2 separate regions of the Homo sapiens genome follow, and region 1 is linked to region 2. The links are chromatin contacts, found by Hi-C or POLR2A ChIA-PET in ENCODE. All regions are on one chromosome and are shown on one strand. Each heading gives the region's core, a stretch centred on a gene start or an enhancer-like site at or near the end of the contact. The rest is flanking DNA. Distances are from core to core; before and after follow the strand shown.

The links. A loop is a pair of places that touch in the nucleus more often than their neighbours do. ChIA-PET counts read pairs that join two places held with the same protein, here RNA polymerase II (POLR2A). Pooled maps may share reads with other maps.
Region 1: a map of CD14-positive monocyte shows a loop between it and region 2 (2.8-fold over the local background). The contact joins two enhancer-like sites. A Hi-C loop is called at or near these places in 4 of 168 maps with a recorded cell type or tissue (CD14-positive monocyte, MCF 10A, ascending aorta and 1 more) and 9 of 50 pooled maps. POLR2A ChIA-PET finds 5 or more read pairs at or near these places in 4 of 52 experiments (CD4-positive, alpha-beta T cell, H1, activated naive CD4-positive, alpha-beta T cell and 1 more).

The regions. Positions count from the first base shown.
Region 1 is chr10:29,589,246-29,591,945 of GRCh38, reverse strand. All of the region lies in intron 1 of SVIL (supervillin), which reads left to right. Among named protein-coding and RNA genes, the nearest start is that of MIR938, 12 kb to the left of the region's middle. Within about 2 kb of position 1,250, at least 22 of the 41 ENCODE cell types and tissues checked have a DNase peak (open chromatin) inside an H3K27ac peak, as active enhancers do; they include CD14-positive monocyte, where a contact is called at or near this core.
Region 2 is chr10:29,552,566-29,555,265 of GRCh38, reverse strand. SVIL (supervillin) reads left to right here. Exons shown (of 38, transcript NM_021738.3): 4 at 158-215; 5 at 332-483. The coding sequence starts at 208. Among named protein-coding and RNA genes, the nearest start is that of MIR604, 8.8 kb to the right of the region's middle. Within about 2 kb of position 1,250, at least 5 of the 41 ENCODE cell types and tissues checked have a DNase peak (open chromatin) inside an H3K27ac peak, as active enhancers do; they include CD14-positive monocyte, where a contact is called at or near this core.

The DNA of each region.
Region 1 (2,700 bases), core at 1-2,500, 37 kb before region 2:
TGAGCATTAGAGCAGTACCCAGAACCATGTAAGGTACTAGCAGTGGTAAATGCCTGGCAGGCTCTTTGCTCATCTTCCTCCTAAGCCAGGAACAGGCATCAGCCCTCACCCAGAGCACTTGGATCTCCCCACGTGTGCTAAGATCCCTTCGCAGCATGGAGCTTCATGCAGCAAGGCCGATGACATAAGCTGGCATGAGTTCTGTCTGCTGCCCTGGTATATCCTATAGCACCTAATGTGCTGGAAGGACTCACGTATTTAGGAACATGATAGTTCTCAGGCTGTCAGTTTTTTAAAAAGGTGCAGGGTGCAGGGGAGGAGAATCTGGAAGTTACTATTGCTTTGTCAGAGGTGAGATTCTGAGTAAAATGTTCGCACAGTAGCAATGCTTATGTACAAAATTTTTACTATGGCACAGGATTGCATCAGGTTTTATAGAGAGAGCTATTACTTTTTTATAAGACTGCCTCACTTTTATAACTGTCAGTATATTAGCTTATAATACAGACAATTGAAAATAGCAAAAGCACTTTTATATAGCTGACAATAAAGCCTCTTAGTTTGGATTCCCTGGGTTTCAATGCCATGGCCCACAGTCATTTTACTCAACAGGTTCTTCTTGAGGGCATGGGGTAGAAAGTTCTGGACCTGCCTGGGAGGTCAAGGTGAGAATGACAGCCAAGGAGCTGAAGAGAGAAACCAGCAATGCAGAAGCACAGGTGTTCCCAGAGTATTTGAGATTTCATGCATGTAAACACATTTCACTTCACATATATTAAAAAAGAAGGCCAATAAGTGTGTGAAACATTAATCTTTATTTGGTTATTACTAGAACATAAGTTTGTGTGGGCAGGGAGTTTGTCTCACTGTATCCACAGCCCCAGAACCGGGCTTGGCCTCTTGGGTGCTCCATAAATATTTGTTCAGTGGATGAATGAAATAATTTGCTAACATTTAATTTCTTGCATGTCTTGGAGATATTAAAACTACTTTAAACAAAGATGTCCTTGCTTCAGGGTTTCTATTTGGAGTGTTTTGTAAAATTGGCTTTGGGAGATGCATTGATTCTTTTCTGCCACCAGGGGGAGGTATAGTGCAGTTCAGGAATCAAGTTTTTAAGTTTTTTCAAAGAGGGGTTAGTACTTCAACTGATACTCTTAGATGTGGATAACTGTGACTAAGTTAAATCAGCACTGCAGGATGAGGTTTAAAGGTATTTCAGCATATTTCAAGCTTAACACAAGCATGTGTCCGGGTTAAAAATAATATCCATAAATACAGCCTGATAATGTGCTTAAATATAAAACATATAAATAGGTTGCAAAAGATGACTGAATCTTTCATCATTTTATGATCACTTTCTGCCACCCAACCAGATGGCATATGTGATCTACTAGCCAGAAGGTGTAAAGTACATGTTAAAGTGAACAAATACTCTTTTTTTCTTCAGAACAGGAAAAGATCTGATAAAAATCTATCATTCTGTCCATGCGGTTGGCACCGTTTTAATGTCGGGGGAAAATGCAGTGGTTCTAGTTCTGCTTCGTAGACAGTGACTAAATATATACCGTCAAGGCTGAGTGTCAGGGGCTGGCTCAGTACAATCAAGCATGTGAATAGCTCTTTTGTGCTGGGAACCTGTTGGGCAGCCTTACTTAATTGGGGAGCCACGGGACAGGAGGTCTGGTAATATCTTTATTATTAAGGAGAGAGTCCCAGGGGCTGGAAGGGAGGAATTTTCCTTTACAACTTTTTTTTTTTTTTTTTTTTTTTTTTTTTTGAGACGGAGTCTTGCTCTGTTGCCAAGGCTGGAGAGCAGTGGCGCAATCTTGGCTCACTGCAACCTCCGCCTCCCAGGTTCAAGCAATTCTCTGCCTCAGCCTCCTGAGTAGCTGGGATTACAGGCACATGCCACCACACCTGGCTAATTTTTTGCATTTTTAGTAGAGACGGGGTTTCACCATCTTGGCCAGGCTGGTCTTCACTCCTGACCTCGTGATCCACCCACCTCAGCCTCCCAAAGTGCTGGGATTACAGGCGTGAGCCACCACGCCTGGCCAACAACATTATTTTTAGTGAGAACAAACTTAATTTTAGTTCAGTAGACATTGCCTATTATGTGGGAAATTAATGTATTCTTTTATTACTATCTTCAGTTTGCAGTTCCTGAGGTCTTGAGGTTTGGCCATATAAGAACATCCAGGTAGATCAAGGTCTCTCGGCAACTCCAGACCCCCTGTTCCAGGAGTCTTGATTGACAGAGCTTGCTGCAAGTCAGTAGCCAGCAGCTAAATTGTCTCACCTCGTTTTCTTTTCTTGCCTGGTCTCTGGGTGGAAGTTCCAATTAGGGCTCAAACAGCCCCCAAAGCCGGCAGCTGAAGAGGAAAGGGGGAATACGGTGGTGCTTCAGTGCCATCTAATTTGGCCTTAAACAGTAGGAAATTAGCTGCTTGTCATTAAAATAAACAAATGCCAGCCTGTTCCGTGCTGCATGCTGCAGGGGACTTGCAAGGGGACTGGTGAAGTCCCCACAGTTTCTGGGGTTTACAGGGGGCCCAGAGCCGCTCTCCTCCCCTCCAGATTCCCACCACACTGTTGGCCAGCTGTGGATCCTCTCCTCCTTTGCCTAAGTTAGAGGAGACAAAGGTGAGTGTGAGCTGAGTGCTTCAGTGTCGAGGCCGTGCGGGCGATGATGTGATA
Region 2 (2,700 bases), core at 1-2,500:
TTTCCAAGAAAGCAGGAACTTGGTCAGTTTTGCATGTCACTGTGACATAGGAATCAAGAACTGAAATTTGCAGTTCAATAAACACGTTGCATGAGTGAATAAAATGAGCGCACGACTACTAAATACTATATTTTGTTCTTTTTTGGTTTTCTTCCAGTTGCAGAATTAAGACAAATCTTTGAACCAAAGAAGAAAGAATTCTTAGAAATGAAAAGGTAAGATCTTTATAGTGGGAGTTAGGAAGTAGAAGAGAGCTTGGCAAAGCAGTATTCCATTTTCCTTTAGATTCGATCGCTGTTGCTCACTCTGCCTCTTGTGGTGTATTTCACAGAAAAGAAAGAATTGCCAGGCGCCTGGAAGGGATTGAAAATGACACTCAGCCCATCCTCTTGCAGAGCTGCACAGGATTGGTGACTCACCGCCTGCTGGAGGAAGACACCCCTCGATACATGAGAGCCAGCGACCCTGCCAGCCCCCACATCGGTGAGCGTGGAGCTGGGTGGCCCATTTTCCAGCAGGCTGCCTGGCTGGTTACGAGTTGCCCTTTCCACCCAGTGGTATCAGAACATGAGATATTCCACAGAAGTGAATTGTGTGGATATAATTTTTTTAGCACAAGGTTTCACTCTGTCACACAGGCTGGAATGCAGGAGTATGATCATAGCTCGCTGCAGCCTTAACTCCTGGGCTCAAGCTCAAGGGTTCTCCCGCCCCAGCCTCCTGAGTTGCTGGGACTACAGGCTTACACCACCACACCAGGCTAATTTTTTTTTTTAAACATTTTTGTAGAGACAGAGTCTCACTGTTGCCCAGGCTGGTCTCGAACTTCTGGCTTTTAGTGATCCTCCCACCTTGGCCTTCCAAAGTGCTGAAAATACAAGCGTGAGCCAGTGGACTTGGCCTAATTTTTTGTTAAATGTATTTGTTTTTTGTTTATTTTTATTTTTATTTTTTTTAGAGACAGAGTCTCACTCTGTCACCTAGGCTGGAGTGCAGTGGCCTGATAAGCTCACTGAAGCCTCAACCTCCCAAGGTCAAGTGATCCTCCCACCTCAGCCTCCCAAGTACCTGGGACTATGAGCGCGTGCCACCATGCCTGGCTATTAAATAGATTTGCTAAAAACAGCAACAACATGTATGTCATCTCTGCCCCGCCTCACGGATCTGGCCTTCCATGTCACAGCAGTATGAAATGATTCCCCTCGCACATTGTTGGGTAACGGAGGCCAGTCATTTTCCTCCCTAGACTGGGGCCCTCAAAGGCAGAAGCTGTGTCTTTCTTCACCCTCAGGGCCCAGCACAGGATCTGTGCTCTAAGATAGGGGCCTCTCAAGGTTCTACCCCAGTACAGGGAGCGGCTGCTCTCAGCAGGGAGCGCTAGAGTCAAAGCTGCACCTTGAATGAGTACGGTTCTTACTCTGGAGATGCAAGAAAACTTTCTATCTAAGTTATCTTAATGTAGATAATTTTAAATACGTTGCATATTTATTTCATATTAAACAGTATGTTGAGTGCACGTGACTCAGCTTTTCCCTAATCACTCAGTCATTGTTGTCATCAAATATTCAACTTGACCTTAGGAGAGGAGAATGCACGCAGGGCTGCTCTTCCCACCACAGTCCCTGGCTCTGAGGAGCTGTGCTGCTGCTTTTTATTTTTTTTATTTAATTGTATTTTATTTTTGGAGATGGAGTTTTGCTCTTGTCGCCCAGGCTGGAGTGCGATGGCAAGATCTTGGCTCACTGCAGCCTCCACCTCCCAGGTTTAAGCGATTCTCCTGCCTCAGCCTCTGGAGTAGCTGGGATTACAGGTGCCCGCCACCATACCGGGCTAATTTTTTTGTATTTTTAGTACAGATGAGGTTTCACCATGTTGGCGAGGCTGGTCTCGAACTCCTGACCTCAGGTGATCCGCCTGCCTCGGCCACCCAAAGTGCTGTGATTACAAGCGTGAGCCACTGTGCCCGGCCATGCTGCTGCTTTTTATAGCCAGTGTTTTCTAGTTTCTAGCTCAGAGACAGCTGTTGATCTCATTTTATGATGTTATCAGTTTGCTTGTCTCTACAGTTTCCAATTTCCTGTGGCCAGAAAGCTAGAAAACTAAGATATTTTAAAATCACATGCAATTATTGAAAAAAAAAAAAAAAAGGCTGGGCTTGGTGGCTCAACACCAGTAATTCCAGCACTTTGGGAGGCTGAGGCAGGAGAATAGCTGGAGCTCAGGAGTGCAAGATTAGCCTGGACAACACGGCCAGACTCCACCTCTTAAAAAGTAATTACACGCTTGAAATATCAATACACAGATCAGAGTCCCAAAATTTATAGCCAGAAATAAACCGTAGTGTACCCGAAATGGTAATCTGTGTAGTATATGTGAAGTTTAAGCTTCACATAGTAGTGAGAAAAGGAGGAATTATTTAATAAAATCATAATGAAAAAAATGGGTTTGCCAGAGGGTGGGAAGAGGCATATCTCTCTTCTCAATTCATACCAAACTCCAAAATTAGTTCCAGTTACTCACCTGTTTAGTTTAAAGAAAATAATGGAAAAGATACATGAATATTTAATTCAGGTGGAATGAAAAAGGCCGTATGGGAAGGGTTAAGGTAATAATGGAATGCCTGTTAGATAGACTGTTAGGACCCTTAAATGATATCTTCAAAATAGATTTCCAAATATGGGAATTTTTTTTTTTTTTTTT